3 separate regions of the Mus musculus genome follow, and all the other regions are linked to region 3. The links are chromatin loops, found by intact Hi-C in ENCODE. Cell type or tissue: gastrocnemius. All regions are shown on one strand.

What was found. Hi-C counts contacts between places; a loop is a spot of excess contacts. Peaks named below come from ENCODE experiments on the same cell type or tissue, not always from the same donor. Only the 100,000 strongest peaks of a DNase experiment are listed, where the experiment ranks them.
Region 1: it touches region 3 in a loop (3-fold over the local background); 8 of 42 quality-filtered maps call a loop at or near these places.
Region 2: it touches region 3 in a loop (9-fold over the local background); 34 of 42 quality-filtered maps call a loop at or near these places.

The regions. Positions count from the first base shown.
Region 1 is chr11:55,250,456-55,258,455 of GRCm38, forward strand. It overlaps Fat2 (FAT atypical cadherin 2), which reads right to left. Exons shown (of 23, transcript NM_001029988.2): 20 at 6,049-6,490; 21 at 5,649-5,802; 22 at 3,069-3,526; 23 at 155-2,043. The coding sequence ends at 1,511. Among named protein-coding and RNA genes, the nearest start is that of Slc36a1, 50 kb to the left of the region's middle. In gastrocnemius, no CTCF peak of the experiment used is centred here; a DNase peak (open chromatin) is centred at 3,142.
Region 2 is chr11:55,382,042-55,390,041 of GRCm38, forward strand. Gm31842 (a long non-coding RNA gene) reads right to left here and starts at 809. Exons shown (of 3, transcript XR_388657.2): 1 at 1-809. In gastrocnemius, CTCF peaks have their summits at 4,594 (motif pointing left) and 7,898 (motif pointing right); DNase peaks (open chromatin) are centred at 1,517, 1,869, 2,095, 4,589 and 1 more place; H3K27ac peaks cover 204 bases.
Region 3 is chr11:55,200,803-55,208,802 of GRCm38, forward strand. It overlaps Slc36a1 (solute carrier family 36 (proton/amino acid symporter), member 1), which reads left to right and starts at 3,538. Exons shown (of 11, transcript NM_153139.4): 1 at 3,538-3,686. In gastrocnemius, no CTCF peak of the experiment used is centred here; DNase peaks (open chromatin) are centred at 3,486 and 4,049; H3K4me3 peaks cover 1,642 bases; H3K27ac peaks cover 763 bases.

The sequences.
Region 1 (8,000 bases), 50 kb after region 3:
CTGACGTCATGTCTAGTTAAGCTCTAGAGTCTAGCTTAGCAGGTGTCAGAGTGATAAACCCTTCCAGCTCCTGGATTCTTTATGAACCTGGACTTGGACACTCTCTTGACATGGCCCTGACCCAGCCTGAAGTGCTCTAAGCGACACAGAAAATAACAGTAAAAAAAAAGATATTTATTGTTAAAAAAAAAAAATCAAATGGCCACCAAAGCCACTTGTGCAATCAGTCACACCCACAGTCACACATGGTCGACAAATGCACCCGCCCACACAGCAGTCTTTCTGAACAGCTCTGTGGGTGGGAGTCTCTTCCTCTTGACTTCTAACTCCAAAACCACACACGTGAAAAGGCAGCGGACCAGAGAGGGACTGGCAGAGGACAGAGTGTTCAGGCCACTACAGGCCTCCCTGGCTTCCAGTCTCTGTCACTCCCAGCTACATAACTTTCTACGCATGTGCACATGCACACAGTCCGTGGGTGCCCACACTGATCCTCCATGCATAGGGCTGAGTCAGTGGGGGTAACACTTGATTGGCAGGCGTCTATGATGAAGGGAAGGGAGAAGGCAGGGTGTCTGGCCTGGATCTGCTGGCTGAATCTCCACCTCTACCTGGTCCTGGATGGCAGTTGAAGTCCTTGTGTCTAAACAAGAAGAAACCCTTTTGGGAAAACACATCCAGACAGCAAGGTTGAAAAGTGCCTAAGAAGTTTTCAAATGAACTACATCCTTCTTGTTCTTGGCTAAAAGTGCCTGGGACGTTTGGGACAATTAACTCAGCATTCGGAGAGATCTGAATTCTTCTGCGCAGAAGGTTTCAGGCAGGATCCCACCGGCAGAGGGGGAACAAGTCCTGAAGCTTCAAGAACAAGACTTCCAGAAGATGGAAGTCCATGTGACTCAACTTCCAAGAATGTTCTTGTTGCCAGTGCCCAGAACAATGCTGACATATGACACTTGGCATAGATGTCCCAAAGGTACACACAAAGCAGATACTCGGGTGACTGTAGTACCTGCTTACAGGCTGCTTACTCTTCAGCCCCTTAGGAGACCACTGCACGGATCTTAGAAGGTCCTGGTCTCTTCTCCACAGTAGATGCATGCATGGTTGCCTACTGGGCACAAACCTGCCTGCCCCATGATGGGCCTGTGAGAAGCTGTAAGAATGTGGCCCAGACACGTTGAGCTGGTGGTTGGAGCTCTTTCTTGCTGGGGCTGGGAGCTGGCGGATCTGAGGGATTACCCTCCTAGTTCTCACCCCAGTGTGCACCTGTCTGGGCACCTCCTCTTTCCTGGGGCCCTACCGCCATTTTTACAGCTCTACCTTCAGCTTCCCTCCACCCTCAAGGACAAGCTGGGGACCTGAAGAGCACATTTTAAGAGATGGACATCTGGGCTGGGGATGTGCTGGCCTCCCTTCTTCTCTCAGCCACACCCAACTCACTTCCCATGACATTGGGAGACAGTGTGGGGCCAGGGCTTCCCCCATGCTTTCCTCTGAGAGCAGAAAGCTAGAACATGACTTCCTCGCAACTTCCATAGTCACTCTCTACCATATCTGAGCCCTCGTAGTTGGGAGGAGCTCGAGGTTGGCTCCGTCCTGGGGCAGGCCCACCATTCACTTCACAGTCAGCATAGGATGGCCCAGCTCTGCTGAGGCGCATGCTCACCCCCTTATAGCCCCCCTCTGCCAGGCATGGCCCACCCCCTCCCTGGCGGAACTGTGAATGGTAGTAGCTGATAGCTGTATACTCATTGAGACAGGGGGCAAGCAGATGTTCCCGGGGGCTGGGAGGCCGTGGAGGTATCAGATCTTCCAGGTTCTGGTTGCTGTAACGGGGTGGGAGGGGTGCCCGCTTGTTTTCCAGTTCCAGGGGGAAAGGGAAGCCCCCATAGAGCCCAGCGGGATCTGGCATCACGGCGGGACTAACATGGCGTCGAGGAGAGGGTGGCAGAGGTCCCTGCATTGCTTCAGGATGTGGATATTCCCAATGCTCCTTCCGGGAGTAAGTTGGAGGCCAGACTGCAGCTCCACTTGGGTATACTGAAAGAGAACAGTAAGACTTGGTGAGGTCTGTGTTTCCATGGTGCATTCTAGCAAGCTGTACAGGGGCTATCAATGACTTGACATTTGGTAGGGATGGCTCGGGGAGTTGGTGGGCATATGACCTATCTGTACATGTCGTCTCTGGAAGCTGAGATGGATCTACAATCCAGTGAAGGTAAATTGAAGCCTGAGGTTAAACTCAATGCCAGCCCATCTTGTGACTCTCCACTGCCAACCCGTGTCGGTGAGAAGGGAGGTCTAGGGAGAACCATAGACAGTTCTCTACCATCCACACTTCCGTTAGACAGCTGCAGTTGAGAGTATAATCTCAGAATGGAAGGAAATGGATGCACACTGTGGACTTGGTGATGGCTTAGTGCCTGTCATAGGAGGTGATGGGATGAGAGGAGGCTTGGAAGGAGTCCCCTTATCCCACACCCATCTCTGCCAATGACAAGTTGAGATTTAGAGCAACTCATTTCATCTTTATGGCCTCGGTGACATGCCATGACAATACCTGTTGTAACTACTGGAGAACATACTAGAAAAAATAGAAGGCACTTTACAAATATACTCCTTCTGAACCAAAGATGAAAGGGGCTGTAGTTTCCTTCTCTGGGCCAGCTAAATCTCACTTCCAGATTGGACTGCTAGAACTTTTTCCATCTCCAGAACAGCACAAGGGTGCAGACATCCCCACTTTATTCCCAAGTCCACCCAAGACCATCAAGTCTACGTTTCATGACATGAACATTAATCAGTCCTATGGTGTGATTTGGAGTTTAGAGGACCGTGTGATGGAACAGACACGATGAGCTGCAAACTCTGGGTCAAGGGACTTAGCATCTTCTCCAGTCATCTATGCACTGTGACCTGGAATGCATCCCTACATGCCCAATACCCAGAGATTGGTTTGATCAATGGTTGTTCCATTGTATACCAACGTATATACCAATGGAGTATTTCAGGCTTCCACCCACTTCCATGCATCCCTGAGCCATGGGACTTCTGGCTATACTGACCCAGCTCCTCGCCTGACCAGGTTCTCTTGATGATGGGCTCGTGGCCAGGGTGGGAGGAGACTACAGCTGGTGGGAGCCTGGGAGGCACACTGCACACCATCGGCCGCTGTTTGGAGCTAGGTCCAAAGGTGACAAGTTCATTTGGAACTGAGGTCTTACTGGGCTCCAGTTGGTTTAAGTCATTGCAGGAGCCGGCGTTAAGGGGATCGAGCTCAATGGCAGGTGAAGCTTGGGTGTCGACACCAATGCTCCTGGCTAGGAGGTCTGGATCCTCCATGGCCACTGGCTTGTGAGACTTGCAGCGACGGCAGTAGAGGAGGAGTCCCACGGTGGCAATGATGAGGAGAGGTAAGGCTACTATGATTACCAGGAACTCCTGCTGTCCCCAGTCCCCTCTCTTAATCTCAGGAGTGATGAGACAGTGTCCTCCAGAACAACCCCTTGCTTCCATCTCACACCTGCAGAGATTGAGAAGTACTTAGCAGAGTCTTAAAGGTCCCTCTTTAAAAAAAATATTTAATGCATGAATAATTTGTCTGCGTGTATGTCTGTGCACCGCATGTGTGTCTGATGCCCTTTGAGGCCAGAAGAGTTGGAATAATATCCTACAGACCATTCGTGAGCCACCATGTAGGGGGTGGGAATTAAACCCAGCTCCTCTGAAAGAGCAACAAGTGCTCTTAAGCACTGAGCTATTTTTCCAGCCCCATGGGATAGAGGTCTCACCCCCAAACCTGTGACTTTACCACTCCCACTCTTGTGTGTGTGTGTGTGTGTGTGTGTGTGTGTGTGCAGTCTGAGGCTCAGTACTGGGAGACGCTATCTCACAAGAATAAGACAGAAGGCAATAGAGCAGAACACTAGACATCCTCCTCGGGATACCTCATATTATTGGGTGCATGTGCCTCCACATATGCAAATATGCATACAAGTATACATGTGTGTATGAGAAAGGTTCTCCCACCCCAGCTGAGCCCCAACTATCTCTCAGTGCTTAGAATTTCACCACAAGGGCTTTGTTCTGCAATGTAAATGCTGTGTTCCGTTCCCCAGGTTCCTTTTAAAACACAAACACCACTTTCCTGACCTGCTCCCACGTACTCTCCAATGACCCTGATGCATACCATTTTACATCAGAGCAGGCAGGGAGCAGGATAGTAATGATGGCTGCCGAGGACTCGAGTCATTGAAATACTGGATAAACTTTCCCTCTCTTGGCCTCAGTTTCCCATCTCCAAAACAGTGGGAAGACTATGCTATTGACTTCCCTTCCCTTCCCTTCCCTTCCCTTCCCTTCCCTTCCCTTCCCTTCCCTCCCCTCCCCTCCCCTCCCCTCCCCTCCCCTCCCCTCCCCTCCCCTCCCCTCCCCTCCCCTCCCCTCCCCTCCCCTTTCCTTTTTAAAGATGGTATGTCTTAGTCCAGATTGACCTTGAACTACTCTGTATGCATAGATAATTTGTATGGGGGTTGTTAAGGAAGGGGACACATTCCAGAAATCACTAGGCCATGCTGGCCCCCAGTACAGTGTTAAGTGTGTGAGTGTGAGTGAGTGTGTGTGTGTGTTTGTGTGTGTCTTTGAGCATATGAGCCCATGTATGTGCCCATGCCTGTGCACTCATGGGGAAGCTAGAAGCTAGTAGTGGATGTCTTCACTTATCACTCTCTACTTATTCCTTTGAGACAGGGTCTCTCCCTGAACCTGGTGCTTTCGTTTTCTTGGCTGGGCTGGAAGCCAGCATGTCATACAATCCCCTTGAAGTTGAGGTCACAGACATTCATGGAGCACATGGCCCGTTATGTGGGTGCTGGAATCTTAACTCTCACACTTATGATTGAGCAGCAAGTACCCTTAACCACTAAGCTATCCCTCCAGCCTGGACCTTGACCTTCTGACTCTCTTGCTTTACCTCCTAAGTGCTGGGACTGCAGTCATGAGCCACCATGACTGGTGGTCAATGGTTGTTATATCCAGGATGACTACATGGGAATCTCCTGGGAGCTTGTTAAAATAAAATCACGGCCCATTCTAGGTCATCCTGAGTTCATTGATTCATAATTCCCTTCTATGACTACTTAAATGTTCCTAAGCTTGCGGGCTCCAACACTACATACCTACCCAAGTGCTTTGTTTTTAGGTTTCTAAACTGTGTCTCCTTCCCTAACAACCCTCATGGCCTAGCCTAGCCACAGGCAGGGTGCAGAGTTTTGCAGAGAAGTCTGAGCTCCTGGGCCCAGGGGAATCAGTTTCCCCAAGTGTCTCTGGGAAGACATAGTACAAAGGAAGTATAGTTATTCTCTGCAGATGTCAGCCAGAGTTGACCTGCCCTAAAGAGCTGTTGAGCTGTGTGGCTTCCTGGTCCCTTCTTATGGTCTAGTTCCAATGAATGGGAATTGGGCTTAGGAAACCATTTTCCCACAAGCCTTCCCTCCCACAGTATCCTGATGTAAGAAAGTCAGAAGAGGAAAAGGCCCAGAGACTGGGCTTCTGGACTCACATTGGCTTCCCTAGAGGCAAGAGGGCAAAGAACACTCCCTAATGTTCCAGTGTAAGGAGCCAGGGCATGTGGTTTTTGGGCTTACCTGTCACCTGTGTAAGGGTGAGGGCAGCTACAGGAAGTGCCTTCAGGGGAGGAGACACATGTGCCACCTTCTTGGCAGGGCGCAGAAGTACAATTCTCCCTTCCAAGTTCACAGTTCCTGCCAGAGAACAGAGGGGGGCACCTGCACAGGTATCCTGGGAGAGAGAGGAAGGTGGGTAAGCAATCGGCTAGTAGTTGGGGGCCCCAGTAAAACCTGTGTCTTTGTGCTGTAGTTCAAGAATCATCTATCTGCTGGATAGTAGTGGCTTGCCCAAGATCACCCTGGGCTGTGGTGAGAGACCCTACCTACCCTATCAACTCTATAGTGAGACACAGGGATAGGTCACTGTCAGGGGCCTTTGGGATTAACCCTTGGTTGGGGTCATCTTCCCAGTCCATACCTGATCCAAGGGCAGGTGAACAGCTCCCACCATTGAGGCACGGGTTCTGGCTGCAGGTGGTTCCAGGCCAGCAGCACTGGCTGAGGGCCCATGTCTCTAGGTAGCCCGCCATCTTCTTTCTATGGCCAAGCAGCTCTAACCTCTCACTGTTAACCACAACAGCATCCAGGCAACCTTCAAACCCCAGGGAGACATTTGAGGAAGGATTTGAGGGGACAAGGCCACCCAGCAGTAGGTGTCTCTCAGTCCTCAGACCCTGACATTCCTCTGGGATGACAAGGGAAGTGTTGTCTGTGATGTCGACCAACAGATGAACAGAAGTGTCCCTCTCCTCCAACAGCATGGAGTGCCACTGTCCATCATTCACAGGACGATGGGAGGAAAGGTTTCCATAGAAACCACCAGGGCATCGGTATTCCAGATGGAGGAAGCCATTGGCCAGCTGAGAGAGAGCACAGATAGCCATCAGCAAAACAAGGATTTCTGTAATCCTGTGACAGGCTTTCAGTTGTTCTTCCCCTCACCTCTACCCCACACCCTTTGCTATGCAGCCAAGGATAACCTTGAACTCCTGATCCTCCGGCCTCTACCTCCTAATTCGCTAGAATTACAGCTGTTCACCATCATATCTCATTCACATGGTGCTGGTAATTGCATCTACTTCTTGGTGCATGCCACTAACCTGGCTACATCCCCATTTCCAAGAATTTTCAAATGCTTCAGAGATTGTCTCTGAAGACTCCAAATGTCCTCAAAATTCCATCCAGTCCTCACCATATTTCATGGAAAGGGCAAGATCCCACTTGACAGATGAGGAACCTGAGGCCCAAAGATACCTTACTGATGGGATCACTGGTGACTGTGCTTAGACCAGCTAACCTAGCCTAAGTGTTCAGCTCCAGATTAGCAAGAAACTAAACAACACCAAGGTAGAGGACATCTGAGGAGCGACACCCAAAGCTGCCCTCTGCCCTCTGCACATTTGCATGCGCACACATCATAAGTCCCTGGAGTTAAGATGTTAGAAAACCCCTGGCTTAGAGCATTCTACTTTTCTTTACTCTCAACAGATAGGTATGCTTTAGAGCATACCAGGCCAATCTGGGATACACAGAGAGACCCTGCTGCAAAACAGAAAAAGCATGGCTGGGGCGTGTAGCTCAGTGGGAGTGTGCTTGGCTCGTAAGCCTCTGATGCGGGTTCAGTCGCCTGTGCGGGCAAGCATCAGGTTGATGTTGTGTTGAAAAACAAAAAAGCAAGACAACAGAAACTAGGCATGCCCAGGGCCAAATATTTTCCTGTTTAATATGGGCAAGGCAGTTTCTTTAGAAAACTTTGAACATTGCTGGAGGAAATGTCTTCCATGTCCTCATCCACTGCCCTAGCCTTCATCCAATGGCCCCAATGGCAGATGAGCCTCCAGTGCTGCCTAACATCAGATCAACCAGTTGTGACTCAACATGACTTTTCTCTCCTCAGACACGGAGCTCTCTGCTGACGGTCTTGCTTCCTGCTGAGGGTGCCAAGGGTGCTCACAGGTGCTCCGACATCACAACCGTCCTCCTCAGCTAAAGCTGGTCCCTCTCTTGACCCATGTCCCCTTCACCTCCTCCAACACCATGTTCCCTGGTCTCTTCTCTACTGTGTCACATTATGACCATTCCTTAGGGATTATTTCAGCCACTCCACAAACATAGACCAGCCTCCCAATCTTAAAATAAAAGATAAAGTTGTCTTGAACTTGGAATCATTTTCTTTCTTTGTCCCCCAAATGGACCTATCTGTCCTGTGATAAAAACCACTGATGTCAGTCAGTGTTCAGGGTGCTCTGTGTTGCTGCATCAAATGACAGATCTTCCCATTCTGCTCTGCTCTCAGCAGCCAGTCACTCAGCTATCATGACTGTCTCCTCCTCCTTCTGCCCACTATCCCTCCCCCTCGTCCCTTTTCTC
Region 2 (8,000 bases), 180 kb after region 3:
GGCAGAGGCGGAAAGAGAGGGGAGCAGGCCTGTGCTTCCCTCCCACTCTGCTACCCAAGCAGAGACCCCCAAGATCCCGATTGCAACACCACCAGCCTTCATTCACCTCCAGGAATTTCCTACCTCTAGAGCTACCTCCATGCAGAACCAGTCTCTCCTGCGCTGGGGGTAGGGGTAAGGTTTGGATGACCTTAGTTGGTCTTGGTTTGTTCTCAACAGTCTCAAGGATCCCGGCTGGTCTTGAACTCACTTTGTAGCAGAGGATGGCCTGGAAGTTTTGATCCTCCTGCCTCCACTTCCCAAGTGCTGAGATTCCCAGGGTACACCACCACGACTGGTTTATTTGGACCTGGAGGGAACGCAGGGCTTCCTGCAGACTAGACAGACAGGTGCTTTATCAGCTGAGCTACATCGCCAGCCTGGATCTTGAACTCCTGATCATTCTGTCTCCACCTCCCAGAGCAGAGATGTCAGCCGTTTGCTGTAACCCCATCAGGTTAGTCATTGATGAATGATGGGCAGGTATTTTGAACATTTCCAGGGTTGTGTGGGTAAAGGAAGGTCTCTCTCCTCTGAACCTCCTGGAGGTTCTTGCTTCTTGGCCCACAGATACCTGTGACTCCAGCTGCTAGGAACTGTATGTTCCCTTCTTGCCTCCTCATACAGAGATGTGGACATTCCTATACATGCACGCATGTGAGTGTGTGTGCACTTGTGCTCGTGCTCACACATGCGCGCGCACACACACACACACATTAAATAGGGAGAGACAAACAGGTACAGAGATTAATAATTATTAAAAAAAAAAGACATTAGAGGAACTGGAGAAATGTGTCAGTTAAGAGTGTTTGCTAGCTGGGCAGTGGGGGCGCACACCTTTAATCCCAGCACTTGGGAGGCAGAAGCAGGCAGATTTCTGAGTTCGAGGCCAGCCTGGTCTACAGAGTGAGTTCCAGGACAGCCAGGGCTATACAGAGAAACCCTGTCTTGAAAAAACAAAAAACAAAAACAAACAAACAAACAGAGTGTTTGCTGCTCTTCTGGAGAACCTGAGTTCAGCTCTGAACAACCAAGTGGGATGACTCACTATAACTGCCTGTGACTCCATCTCCCGCAATCCAGTGCCTTCTCCTGGCTTCTGCAGGCCTCTGGGCACTCACATGGTGTACAGACATACATACAGACAAGACACCCATAACACGTGAAACAAAAATTTAAAAAAATAAATTAATTAAGCTTTAAAAAACAAAACCACAGTGAGACAACTCCTGCAGGCTCCATGTTGTGGTCATGGCAGCCACAATGAGCCTGCAGGAGAGGAGCCACCACTCCGAGCAAACAGTATCCTCTGGGGTTGTATGAAGTGTAGCAGCTCTGATCTCCTCCCCAAACACTCGCCTTCCAGCTCTGAGAACTCTGAGTGGAAATTGTCTTGCTCAGCATCTTTGGTGATCTGGCTGGTGGGTCACCTCTGAGCAGCCCCAGGGGATCTCTGGCCCCTTCAGTAACCGCTGAGCCTAGTAAACACTCCCTTCTCCACAGGTCTTTCATCCCAAGAGGCCTAGCCAAATGCAGGCAGACGCTCCCTCACTCTCCTCCCTAAGCCTTTAAGTAGCTCGAAGCCCCGTCTTCTCAAGCCCTTTGGAAGGAGCTGGGCAGATTAAACTGACAGAGTCTGCATCCAGGTGCAGAGGAATCCAGGGCCTCTCAGGTTTCTTGGCAGAAGGAGAGAGAGCATGCAGAGACTCCTTCAGAACAAGTGAAACTAATTCCTTCCAGGGGCAGAAAAAGGCAGGCTTTTTTGGCAAAGGACTTGATAAGATGTTATCTCAGACACCACATGGGCACCCCGGGAGGGAGGCCAGGACTTGTTCAGCATGTGGGAAGATGGCTAGGGGCCTTGGAGGAGGGACTGGGGCAGGTTCAGGTGGAGGGCTGTTCTACAGCAGCCTCCTGCCTTTCCACTCTTTCCTTCGGAAGGAGAGGAGCATAAAGGGAAGGAGGAAGAAAAGGAAAAAAAAAGCCCGTGTGAGCTCCTCCCCCTTTCCAGGACAGATACAAAGACCTCTGGGCACCAGCCAGCCTATCTGAGTCCAAGGTTGCACAGTGGTCTTGTTGCCCAAGTCAAAGCACCAGAATTCGGATCCCCAGAATCCCCACAAATGCCAGGCAGACATGGAGACCCACCTGTCCAAGACACACCATCTCCAGAGCAAGCTGGCTAGCAAGACTCTCCGTAGCCTCAAATTGTGGGATTGACTCGAAGACTCTGCCTAGAAGAACAAGCTGGAAGAGGGATCAAGGAGCATCCTTGACATTACTCTCTCAAGCCTCCACACACACACCGCGTACACGCACAAGTACCCATACGTATGTGAACATGCATGCGTATCACACGCAATACACATGAAGAAAGAAATGAAGAAGAGGCGGCAGGGATGGATGAGTGATTCCTTTCTCCGGGAGGAAGATGGCTTCTCAGACACCTGAAGAGGAAGTAGAAATTGGCACGTTTGAAAGACAACTTGGCGTTGTCCGCCGAGGATGGAGCACTTGCCTGCTCTTTGACCAGCAACTCCATTTGCAGGGATCCATCCGGAGGAAAGCCTTCTCTGTGAGGAAATGTGTGCGCATGCTGCTCTCTGCAACCTGCTCTACAGCACGGGGCATTTGTGGCAACCAGTAGGGGCAGCTTTAAACGTTTGTGTCACACAGTAAAGTCCCCACAAAGAAGTGGACACACAAAAGCCACCACTTAAGAGAGATGATGGGTCAAATTTTAAAGCAAATACACCCCCCAGGTGTGATGTTTCATGGCTGTGATCTCAGAACTCAGGGGGCTGAAGCAGGGGAATTGCAGCAAGTTTGAGGCCAGCCTGGGTACATAGTAGAGTTCCACGGCAGCCTGGGTTATAGAATAAGACAAACAAAGGGCTGGGTTAGGGCTCAACTGATGGAGTGTTTGTCCAGCATGTAACAACAGTGCCCAAAATAACAAACCAGGCATGATGGGACACGACAGTAATCCCAGTACTCAGAAGGTGGAGGCAGGAGGATCAGAAGTTCAGGGTCATCAACACAGAGTTCAAGGTCAGCCTGGGCTACAAGACATTCTGTCTTAAAACAGAAGGGTCAGTGCCGGGTGTGGTGGCGCATGCCTTTAATCCCAGCACTTGGGAGGCAGAGGCAGGCAGATTTCTGAGTTTGAGGCCACCCTGGTCTACAGAGTGAGTTCCAGGACAGCCAGGGCTACACAGAGAAACCCTGTCTCGAAAAACCAAAAAAAGAAGAAGAAGAAGAAGAAGAAGAAGAAGAAGAAGAAGAAGAAGAAGAAGAAGAAGAAGAAGAAGAAGAAGAAGAAGAAAGAAGGGTCACTGGATAAAGGCACATGCCAGCAAGTCCTGGATTTGATCCCCAGGACTTACATGGTGCAAGGATAAAACTGACCCCCTCAAGTTTTTCTCTGATCTACACACACACACACACACACTAAGTGGGTATTTGAAATATCTGCATGTTTCCCTAACAGTGGCTTCTGTTTGCTTCCTTTCTTGAAGATGCTCCATTCTTCTGTGTAATACAAATAAATGTACAGTGTAAGTAAGGATGGATGGATAGATGGATGGATGGATGGATAGATAGATGGATTGTTGCTTACATCATTTTATTCTCTTTTTAAGATTTATTTATTTTAGGTATATGAGTACACTGTAGTTGTGAGCCTTCGTGTGGTTGTTGGGAATTGAATTTTAGGACCTCTGCTCACTCCGGTCAACCCCACTCACTCCAGTTGGCCCTGCTCAACCCAAAGATTTTATTATTATTATTATATATAAGTATACTGTAGCTGTGTTCAGACACACCAGAAGAGGGTGCCGGATCTCATTACGGGTGATTGTGAGCTACCACGTAGTTGCTGGGATTTGAACTCAGGACCTTCAGAAGAGAAGTCAGTGCTCTTACCTGCTGAGCCATCTCGCCAGCCCACGTCATTTTATTCTTATCATGTAATATTAGTGCATTACCTGAAATATATACAAGAAATAGTGAATGTCAATTTGTTCACAGCCTTCTGCACAGAGTGGGGTTTTCTGTCCAGTACCTCTCCCTTTGTGAGGTATTTTCAATACTGAAAGAAAATCTGAGGCTGGGAGTTGGAGGTGGCTTGGCTGTCATCATGTGATCTTCCACTTCATGCCTGCATTTGCGTCAGAGGTGAGGCTCCAGGCTTCTCCCATTGCACCTGGGCAGGCTATGGTCTCTTCTGAGGTCGGCAGCCAGGCTCCAGCTCGAGGCCACAGCCTCCTCTTCAGCTATCCTTTAGCTGAGAGCTGGAGGTGTGGTCTGTTTCCCAGGGTCCAGGGATCTTTGTGATTCTCTCTAGGGGATCCTGACAGTGTCATGAAGTGTGGGTAGTGAGCTGTGTCACACCTCTTCTTTCTGAGACTCAGTTTCTCCACCCGTGTAGCAGTGTACTGAGCGATGCCACAGTGCCAATGATTCCCCCAAGGTTCTAAAAAGCCACCGTTCAGGCTGCTACTCAGCCTGAGCTGAGCATCTGCGAGGTCCATTCCTGAGTACAGCCTGCCCCCTTCTGGTCTCTCGTGGTAGTGCTCAGTAAGCTTGGCAATTAAGACGCTGCCAATAGTGACTGCACTACCCTCTGGGACCTTCTAGGAAGCTGTGGCAGAGTCTGGAGAAACTAGAAGGCCTTCAAAAGACTAGTCAGTCCAGCTCTCCCGGGGTCTCACCTCCTGCATGCCTCGGCTCTTTCGCTTTTTTCTTTTTTCCTTTGCTATGCTATAGAATCAGGTCTTTGCACTTGTGAAGCAAGTACCCCTCTACCCATAGGACTCCATACCCAGCTGCTGTGTGACTTTTCCTGAAAAAACACCTTTTAAAGGTCTATTTACTCAAGCTAGGGAATTAACAATAGACAAAATGGCTCCACCCAAGTCCAGCTTAGTTTTGGGGTCACATGGGTAACGGAAAAACAGCCGCATCCCTGATTAGCCCATCTTGCCGTGAGTGACAGTTCACAACAGCAGCATCCCTGAAGCTGTATGCCTAAGTTGCAGGCAGCTCCTCAAGTGTCTTCTCCAGTAGCTGTTCTTTGCTGCTATAACCTTGAGGAAGGATCTCTATTGTAAGTGTTTCTGCCTAGGTGGAAGGGTATTCTGGGACTCAGAAGCCTAGGAGCCACGCAGCTCTGAGGGGAGAAAGTATTCCAGTGGAAGAGCATCCAGAGACGCGGGGCGGGGGGAGGGGGGAAGGAGGGAGGAGGGAGTGTCCAGGAACCATACAGCTGTGAGGGGGACAGTGTCCCGAGAGAAGGGCATCCCGAGACTTGGGAGCTCAGGAGCCACGCGGCTCTGAGGAAGCCTCCTCAGCAGAGGTGTTGCAGCTCCCAGAGGATGATGTTCCCAGCTGAGCTCAGGAACTTCAGCCGCTATTCTTTGCATCTTCTCAATCACTCCAGGCAATAAATCTCATGAAAGAGATTTATTGAAGGGTCCAGTGTGTGGAGGGACAAACCCAGGAACGGCTGCCCTCTGCTCGCAGAAGTGGGCAGCAAAAATTGGACAAAGAACAGTGCTTTTATAGAATTTCTTAGGGGTGAAGCTTTTCAAGGCAGAGATTTCCAGAGCGAGGATTGGTGGGATTTCAAGTCATGAGCTTGGGGAGTTCAAGGATTGGTGGGATTTCCTGTTCACGGATTTGTTGGTTTCCTGTTCAGGGATATGGGTTAGCTGTTCAGGGATTGGTGGGTTTCCTGCTCAGAAATTGGTGGGTTTGTGGGAAGCTCAGGGATTGGTGGCTTTTTTCACCCGCTTTTCCCTGAATCGGGGCCATGGGTTAAGGGTGGAAAGTCCTTCCAGGCTGCATTTGGCTTTTGCTGAGGCACCATCTCTGTGGAGCTGCTGAGGGCGGCGGGGGGAGGGGGGTGGAGAGGGGCTGGAGAGGAGGTGCTGCCACTGTAAACAGCTCCCGTGGGACGGATCCTGCACTAGTGTTTCACCAAGGATGTAGGCTGAAGCAGGAAAGGGTAGCCACTGTGGACAGCTCCTGTGATGGCTGCAGGCTGAGGAAATGTCGCAGTGCCGCCATTTTGACAGTAGTGACCATTTCTGACAGCTCCTACAGGGGCTCACCATGGCCAAGACTCGGGCAGAGAAGGAGGGGCCACCACGCTGCTTTAGGGACTATAATTGTAAGTTTCATTAGGTTCCAAAAAGGAATGTTGGAGGAAGTAGCCACAAGACCCAGCTCTTTTTCAGTATCGTCTCCTATTGCTGTGATAAAATATGCTGATAAAACCAAAGTAAGTAAGAAAAGGTTTCTCTCGGCTCATAGTTACAGTCCATTATGGCAGAGAAGTCAGCAGGGGCCTGAAGTGACTAGTCACATTTTATCCCCAGTCAGGAAGAAGAGAGCAGTGAATGTTTATCCTTTACATACAGTCCAGGATCCTAGCCTAGGGAATGGTGCCACCCATAACTGTTGAGTATCTTAGTTTAGGTTAATATTGCTATGACAGAACCATGACCAAAGCAAGTTGGGGAGGAAAGGGTTTTGGTTTACACTTCTACATCACTGTTTATTATTTAAGTTCCTGCTCATCAAAACAGGAACTCAAAGTCAGAGCAGGAACCTAGTGGCAGAAACTGATGCAGAGGTCACGGAATTCTCTGGCTTGCTCCTCGTGGCATGTTCAGCCTGCTTTCTTAAAGAATCTAGGACCACCAGCCCAAGGATAACACTACCCACAGTGAGTGTACTGGGACCTCCCTCAACAATCACTAATTGATAAAATGCCCTACAGCTGGATCTTATGGAGGTATTTGTTTCATTTGAGGTTCTCTCATTTCAAATGACTCTAGCTTATGTCAAGTTGGCACAAAACTATCCTGGACAGTGAGTCTTCGCATCTCCTTAACCTAATCAAGAGAATCCCACGGATGTGCCCAGAGCCCTGTCTCTCAAGTGATTCTATACCTAAAGTTGACAACTGAGATTGGCCACTGGGTCTCCTAGGTAGCCCTGGCTGGATTTGAACTCACAATCCTGCTTCCTGAGTGCTGAGACTTCACTGTGCAATGCTGTACCCATCAAAGAGTAATATAGTAAGATAGCATTTTGTTTTGTTTTGTTTTGATGGTGTTGCTTAGCAATCCCAGGCCCCTTCTCTAAATGAGCACTCTACTATTGGGCTAACCCCCTAGCCCTTCTTGAGTGGCTTCCAAACAAACAAGTGAGCTAAACTTTGTATCCAACTCTCTTTTAAAAGCATTAACCAAATTCCTTGGGCTTAGTTTGCTGTGTATTTTTACCTTGCATTTAAGATGCACTGGGGTTCAGCAACCTGTAGTCAAAGGACGATTGAACTTCACTTTGTGCTAAGTCTCACCAGGAATCATATGTCCATCCCCCCACTCAAGACTGACAATGACCCTTTTATACCCGTTAGACTTGTCCTTAGCCCCTTGGACTTTTCTGTTGTGGCAGGGGTGAGAAGGGTTCCTCATTGTTGCTATGCGTTCAGAATCACCTGGGTTGCAGGGCCAGCTCAGATATGAATTCAGCGGCTGAGCTTAAAGTGTTGCTACAATTACCACAAAAATACACAGTTTAGTGTGACCCTCAGGAATCAACAAGCCATTTTTTTAGTAGACATCCTAGCATATGAGAGGTAGTTGCAATTGTTCTTCTTGTTGTTGGTTTTTAAGTATTTGTTGTTCATAGGAAAATTGAATCAGTAATCTAGTGATCTTACCTGAGGGGTTTTGCTTCTCTGAAATTCATATTCCACATAAGGAAAATGAGGGGGCCAGATTGGACCTCCCTAAAGCTTTAAATAAATTCTAAGTCCCTAGGAACCTTCTTTCTCTCTAGAACCACCAGGGGGCACTCTCTCCTCGATGCCTCTTGGCCTGGTGACTGGCTGGGTCCCGCAGGATCTGTGTGCACAGCTGGAAATCAGGTTAGCTGGATCCAACTAT
Region 3 (8,000 bases):
AGAATGCATGGAATAGTTTGCAACCATTTTCCCTGGGACCTCAGCTGCCGTGTTTGTACCTTAAAGGTATTAAATAGCTTCCTTCCTTCCTTCCTTCCTTCCTTCCTTCCTTCCTTCCTTCCTTCCTTCCTTCCTTCCTTCCTTCCCTCCCTACCTCCCACTCTCTTTCTCCCTCCCTCCTTCTCTCTCTCCCTCCCTCTCTCTCCCTCCTTCTCTCTTTCTCTTTCTCTTTCTCTCTCTCTCTCTCTCTCTCTCTCTCTTTCTTTCTTTCTTTCTTTCTTTCTGACACTGGGGATGGAACCTAGGTGTGTCTGGTGGCATTAACCTGTATACCAGTATTGCATCACGTGACATGATCTCTCTCTCTCTCTCTCTCTCTCTCTCTCTCTCTCTCTCTCTCTCTCACACACACACACACACACACCTGGGACAGGCTCTCTGTCTCTAAGCTGCAGCTCCAGCTTTAGCTATATACTTTGTCACAGTGTATCTTTAAATACTTTGCCACAAAAAAGATTATTTGCAATATTAAAAAAATTGTCCTTGTCTCCTTTCATGTCATCAAAAACCATAAGAAAAGAATCAAAACAGGCTGGGGAGATGGCTCGGTTGGGAAAGTGCTTATTGTGCAAGCATGAAGACTCAAGTTTGATTCCTAGAACCTATGTAAAAAAGCTGGATGTAGTAGCACAGGCTTGTAATCTCAGCGCTGGGAGGCTGAGACAGGCAGATCTTTGGGGCTCACGAGACACCCAGTCTACTTTACTTGGCAAGTTCCAGGCCACTAAGGGACCCCCTCTCTCTCAAAACAAACAAACAAAAAACAAAAACAAAACAAAAACAAAAACAAGGTAGGCTGGCAGGATGGTTGAGCCTGTAAATGGGGACAGACACCTCCCGGTGGTGCTGAACTGGCATCATCCCTTCCCTGACGTTTGCTCCCTCAAGCATCATCCTTGATTCCAAGACCATTTTTCGTTTCCTCAGTATTGTTCCCCTTCTTTGCAGCACAGTCCCTCCTATGTCCCCAGCTCACGGTGTCCTCACGGTGCCTGCAGAGCTTCTTCATAACAATTTTACCTTTCTTAGCTGTTGCTCTAAGATTAACAATGTCAACTCCATTCACTCCACTTAATGCGTTCTGGAATCATGTCGCTGTGACTTCCAAAATACTTTAAACTCTAACAGTGCTGAACGCTTCGCTCTAGCAAAGGTCTATGATTGTGAAGAGTGACATCGTTCTTGGGATACTGACAAAAAGGCACATGGCTTTCTATGTCCCAGCCACAATGGTTACTGTCGTGCAACAGCAGCACGGCGTTCACTGCATCCAGGGCCCGGAAGCTTGCTCTGGGAAAGGGGGTGCTAGAGGGGCCACCACTCGTGTCTTGGAGATCGACCATGTCTGAATCAGATAGTGTACAAGGAAACTTTGCACGGGCTCAGGCTCGTTGTAAGACGTAAGACCTTCAGCAGAGGACATGGCAGCTGAGTGTATTGAAGATGGAACCGAGAACAATGTATCCGCAAAGGAGAGCAGTGGCTGAGTATCTGGCATCTTAGGACCCATCACGTTTGAGGTGGGATATGGGTGGAGCTTAGGGGAAAGCAGAACTGACCTCCTTCTGTTAGATGCAGAAGGAGTTATCCAAAATTTCTCTCTAGCATGACCCCTTTAGGTGCCAGATCTTATGTGATTTGCAAACAACAAGGGAAGGGGGAGAATAGAGTAGGGCTTCCAACTGAACTTTCAAAATGGGTAACCCAAAGGGAACTCAGAAGGCTGCGCAGCAGGAAGTGATGGAGACAGACCTGGGATGTGGGTGGGAAGGAGGTTACTCTGCCACACTGCAAGCCTTGCTGGGCTAATACTCAGTACACCAAGGCAGTCCTCTGTAGTAGGGCTCTCAGCAGGAGAATCCAAATCTCCCTAGGTCTTGCCGGATGCCACTCATGGATGGGGATCTTGACCCAGCAAGTGTAGAGTGGGACTCTAGAAGTTGTATCATTTCTTGTTCATGTGTGTATATGTATGTGTATGCATCTGTGTATGTGTGGTGTATGGTTTATATGCTTGTGTATGTATGTATGTATGTATGTATGTATGTATGTATGTAGTATATGTAATATGTGTATGTGTGTATGTGTGTGTCGTGTATGAAGTATGTGTATGTGTGAAGTTGTCTTTGCATCTCTGTGTGTGTGGTATATGGAGTATATGCATGTGTGGTATGTACTGTTTATATCTCTGTGTGTATGGAGTACATGTATGTATGTGTGAGGTGTATGGAACATATGCATATGTGTATGTATGTATGTATGTATGTATGTATGTGTGAGGTGTATGAAGTATATGTGTGTGTATGGAGTATATGTATGTGTGTGTGGTATATGGAGTGTGTATGTGTGTGTGGTGTATGAAGTATGTGTATGTGTGAAGTTGTCTTTGCATCTCTGTGTGTGTGGTATATGGAGTATATGTATGTATGTGTGGTATATGTTTGTATGAGTATATGTGTATATGTGTCTGTGATGTATGGAGTATATGTTGTTTGTGTGTGTGTATGTGTGTGTGTGGTGTATGGAACATATGTGCATGTACGTATGTGTGTGGTGTACGAAATATATGTGTGTACATGGAGTATATGTACGTGTGTGGTGTATGGAGTATATGTATGTATATGGTGTATGGAGTATATGTCTGTGTGTATGTGGTGTATGGAGTATATGTATGTGTGTGTTTGTGGTGTATGGAGTATATTTATGTGTGTGGTGTATGGAGTGTGTGTGTGTGTGTATGTGTATGTGTGTAGCATATGGAGTATGTGTGTGTGTGTGTGGAGTGGGGCATCGGGGAGTCAGATGGTGACATTGTCTGCTTGAGTTGTTCCCTCAACTTTTTTTCCCCACAGGTTCTCTCACTGAACCTGAGCCCACTGTTTTGGCTAGATCAGTTAGTCTGCTGAAGAGACCAAGGGATCCTTCTGCTCTGGCCCCAAGCTCTGGTGTTACTGGCACACATTGTCTTGCCTGGCTCTTTATATGTACTGGGAATCTTAACTCAGGTTCTTATTGTATCCAGTAAACCATTTTCCCAGTAGCCCCTTTTAAATTTTTTTGAAGCAAGGTATCTTTAAATCACCCAGGGTATCCTTGAACTCACTCTATAACCCAAACAGGCCTTGAACTATTTTTCTTCTCTGCTCTGGTATTGCAGTCTTGTACCATCAGGCTTAGCTGCACGATTTATTTTTTAAAAGGTGCAAACTTGTGATTATAAACCAGTAAATGCACGTTAATATATGCTGAACAAATAAATTTTAGCAAGGCTAAAAATTACGGATATTTTGCATGCCGACTTCCCTGGAGACTGCCTCAAAATCTAGGTCGTCTGCCTTAGCTCTGTGGTGGTCTCAGAAGCACTGCCCTTTCTGAAGCAGCGGCTGACGGCCGCCAGGTGGCGCTGCAGAACAAGGGTCCGGGAGGAGGAGCACGGAATGGAGCGGCACGTGACCTGGGCTAGGGAGCCAGCATCACGTGACAGGGCCCGGAAGCGGCTGTCCAGGAGGCTAGAAAACCATGGCTAGGGGTCGGCGCTGAGGCTACGCGAGGTGGGCTGAGCAGGAGCGGGAGCCAGAGCCGGAGCCGGAGCCGGAGCGGGAGCCCGGGCCGGGCAGGGCCGACCGGTGAGTAGTGCGTGCCCTGCGCTGCAGTCGGGAGTCACCTCCTGCTGTAGCACCTCCCGCCAAACGGATGCTGCTGCTCAGGGACAGGTCACCCGTGGGGTGGGGTCTCCCATGCACCTTTGACAGGTGTTCAGTCATAGTTCCCAGGTGACATCGGCAGTCACTGACGGCTAGCTCGGACCAACCCTTCGTTTGCAGATGTGGCTGTTCGAGCTATGCCCTTGCCTTGGGTCACAGGGTACCAGACCGCAACTCCTTTCCTCCGAGAGTAGGGGAAACTGAGGTCCAGGGCTGTGTGTGGGCTTCCGAGGTATCCCTGCAGCAGGGTGTCAGCTTCTGCAACTGTTTGTTTTCTGCCACGTTGCCATCTGCGGGGAAACTCGCCCTGTGAAAAGGCACTTGTCCCTTCCGCTGTGGGTCGCGCGTCCTTGTTTAGCTCCGCTGTGTCTGGGCTCTCCACGCCAGGCTTGAGTTCTGGGTGTGGTTCTGTTCACTGATGGCTTTTTCCTTTCCTTTCCTTTCCTTTCCTTTCCTTTCCTTTCCTTTCCTTTCCTTTCCTTTCCTTTCCTTTCCTTCTTTTTTCCTCTCTCTCTCTCTCTCTCTCTCTCTCTTTCCTCATCACTCAGCAGGCTTCGTTTCTAACCGTTCTGCAGTTTTGTGGAAGTCACTTAGAAATATGAAATAGGACCTGGGATAGACTGGAGGGACCAAGAGAGCTCTAGGGCATGAAAAGCACAGATGTTAACTTGAAGACCGCTTGCTTTTTGTTTTGTTTTCTGAAATTTGACAGATTCAGGTAGCGACTGCTTATATGGATGGAATTAGGGGGTGGGGGCTTGTTGAGTCAGGATAGCAACATAGTGTCCTGGAAGGAATTGACTTTGGGGAATCTGCAGAGCGTGTTTTAGCTTTTGCCTCTTGCTTGATGCCTTAGGTGACTTTGAATCCTCCCTCACCCGGGTTTACATTTTCAGTGTATGAATGATGGTAGGGTCCTTTTGTTATGAAACTCATATTTTTCCTGTTTGATTTTGTTAGGAGAGATTTACCCCCTCCTTGTAATCTGTAGGCAGTAGCCTACAACAAGAGTAGATCTTGTTCTAAAAGAATTTTACCTGTTTCTAATTGTCTTGAATCTGCCCCCCCCCCATTTATGGCTCAACTAGACATTCATAATTTTAGTTGTCTTTCTCATGACCAAGATCTCTTTTGCCTCTAGTTTGCATCCTAATTTATAGTAACTAACAGGTACATTAGTGCATAGGGTTTTTTTTTGGATGGAACCCAGGGGTTCCAAACACTCTGGAAGTAGACTGCATCTACGGCCGGGCTTCTTAAAAGCTGTTGTTGAGGTTACAAGTAAGAGGCTCGACTCTCAGCCCTTGGCTTTGACCTGAGGCTGGGCCTGCTCTGGTGGGGTCTGTGCTGCTGCAGCCTCTTTGTTTTTATGTCTCTGTTTTCTCCTTAAACCCGGTGGCTGTTTGTTCAGCCTCCTGCCTGTTTAGCTGTCTTTGTCTAGCCGGGAGTCTATAAAGGAGAGAGGGATTTATGTATTTGGTTATTCAGGAGACTACAGTTAAGATCAGTGCGGTAAGGGAAGTGGTTTTGAGCATAAAAACTTTCAAGGAATCAGTTCTCTTTTGCTTTGGACACAGCGTGGAACTCCTTGTCACCACAGGGAGTTGTCATTGGGCATTTAATTGATTACCTTGGGGAACGTTGTAGGTGAAATTGCTGTGCTGGATAGAGAGCTGACCTAAATACAGTCAGTTGTGTTTTCCTTCTTTATCTCTGTCTCCCCCTCTCCATCCCCCCCCCATTCTCTCCGTCTCTCCCTGCCCTCCTATCCCCCTCCATAAGTCAGAGCACTGTCACAGGCACTGTCTATCTACCTTTGCCCTTGAGCTTGCTGATTGATTTGGTTGGGCTGGCTATGAGTCCCGTGGATTCCCTTTCTCCACCTCACCAGCGCCAGGATTCTGAGGACATGGTTGTCTTGTCCTGGGAACTAAACTCAGGTCCTATGTTTGCAAGGCAAGATTTTACTGACGGTTACCTCACCAGCATCCCATTGTCTTGCTTTTTGCCCCCACGCCAACCAACCTCTTGAGGGTTTCAGCTCTTAAACCTCTCGGCTTCTGGTTGCTTCTTTGCCCTGACTGGAAGCTAGACCTGCACTGGGCTGGTGAATGGCTTTGTTTCTGTTTCCAATGGCCAGGCAGCTGCTGCTAAACCATTTCTAGAACCCTGTTCCTGAAGTGATTTCTTTTTCCTGTGGAGGAGAGCCACATTTAATCTGTTGACCCGAACCCAAGCCTTGGGGATCTAACATCTTTCTCCTTTGGCCAGATGCAAAAAGCATCCTTTGGCTTCACAGATCGGCATGTAAGGTTCACAGCATGAAAACCCCAAGATGCAGAATCTGGGGCTACTCGTAACACATTGCTCTCGGAAACCTGACCATTTAATCGAAACTCAACGAGCTGCTTTTGTGTGCCGTGTGTGTGCCCCACACATCCTTGAGGGGTTGCTTTTCTTCGTGAACTCAGCAGTCTGTCTGTGTGAGTCGTTGCAGGGTTTCAGCACTTGACTCAACATTTTCAAGTTAAGGACTTTCCCAAGTCCTTGTCCTAGTTAGCTTTATATTGCTGTGACAAATATCACAGCCAAAAGCAACTGGGGGAGGAAAGGGTTTATTACATAGCTTTTATTATAGCTTATAGCCCATCATGAAGGGAATCAGGGCAGGGACTCAAGGCAGGAACTGAAGCAGAGGCCACAGGGAAACACTGACTTGCTTCCATGGATTGCTTGGCCTGCTTTCTTACACCAACCAGGGCCACTTGCTCACGGGTGACAGCATCTGTAGGGCAGTCTGATGTAGTGGGCGTTTTCTCAATTGAGCATCCCTTCTCCCAGGTGACTGTGAGGGCCACTCCTGATTGTCAACTTGACTACATCTGAAATTAATCAAAACCCAAGCAGCTAGGTACACCTGTGAGGGATTTTTTTTAAATTAAATCAATGGAAGCAGGAAGACCCATTTTTAATCCAGATTTTTTTGAGGTGGGCCACACCTTCTGGTGGCAGTCTGTGTAAAGGACATGGAAGAAGGAGGTTCTAATGTTTTGTTTTGTTCTTTTTTCTTTTTTGGCTTGCCCTCACAGTTGCTGACAAGTCCATACTGTCACTGGCATTAGAGCCAGTCTTCAGGATTCTGGCATACACCAAAGACCATCTAAGACACATCCATACTTGCGAATATATATATATATATATATATATATATAAAATTTTTTAAAATCCTCTAAAGACTCCTGACTAATACAGTGACCCTGGCTTGAAATATCAAGTTGACAAAAATCTGGACAATCTTGTACAGTGTTAATTGGAAAAAGCACTGCAAAGTTTCTGTAGAGACTTTTTCTGGTCCAGGCTGTCTCCATGGTAACAATCACTACCATCACTGAGGGTCCACTGTGTGCCAGGCAACACATCTGACCTTTATCTTATTTTCCTAACAGTATTACAGCTCGATGTACTGGTGATATCTCTCAGATGAAAGAGTCCAGACAAAAGCAGAGTGCCTTAGCTGGGGTTGCCTTCCCGGTGCCAACCATGCAGAACACCTCCAGCTGACCTAGCTCTGGGTCTAGTTTGGGGCCAGGCATTTTAGGGCATGTACTTTCTGGTGGTAGAAGGACGTTGGTCTGGGACTCTGATTTACTGCTGTCCTGGAATCTTGGGAGATCTTTCTGCATCTGTGGCTTGGGTGGGGCCATCTCTTTTGAAGTCGGGCCTGGCCCTAGCACTTAGTGTATGTAGAAACTGAGCATGCTTGCCTGTTCCTTAGCCACTGAGCAATGCTGACAACAGTTGTCCTGTGGCTGCCCCAGCATGGGACTCCTTGGGCATGAGGCTGGATTGCAGAATATACTCTGGTGGCCTGGGTTGAGTGCTGGCTGCCTGATGCTGTTTCTAACTGTTCTTGTAGATGTAAGCCCTTTTCACTTCCCTTCTTATAGACCACATTAGGCAATCCAGTCTGTGTCCTCTGTTCATGTCGTTAGAATTTGCTGTTTGCTCTGGGTTCCAAAGTCCTACTCACAACAGAAGAATAATGGACTGTACTTTCAGTTTGCAAATAATCCCCACGGAGGGCTAGAGAGATGGCTCAGAGGTTAATTGAATTTGTCTGGAACTCTTGATATCTTCTGACCTTGGTTTCCCAAGTAGCTGGGATTACCGGTCTATACCCCTAGGCTGGGCCAGGGTTCCCAGAACCCACATGGGAAGGACACAGCTGCTTGTAAG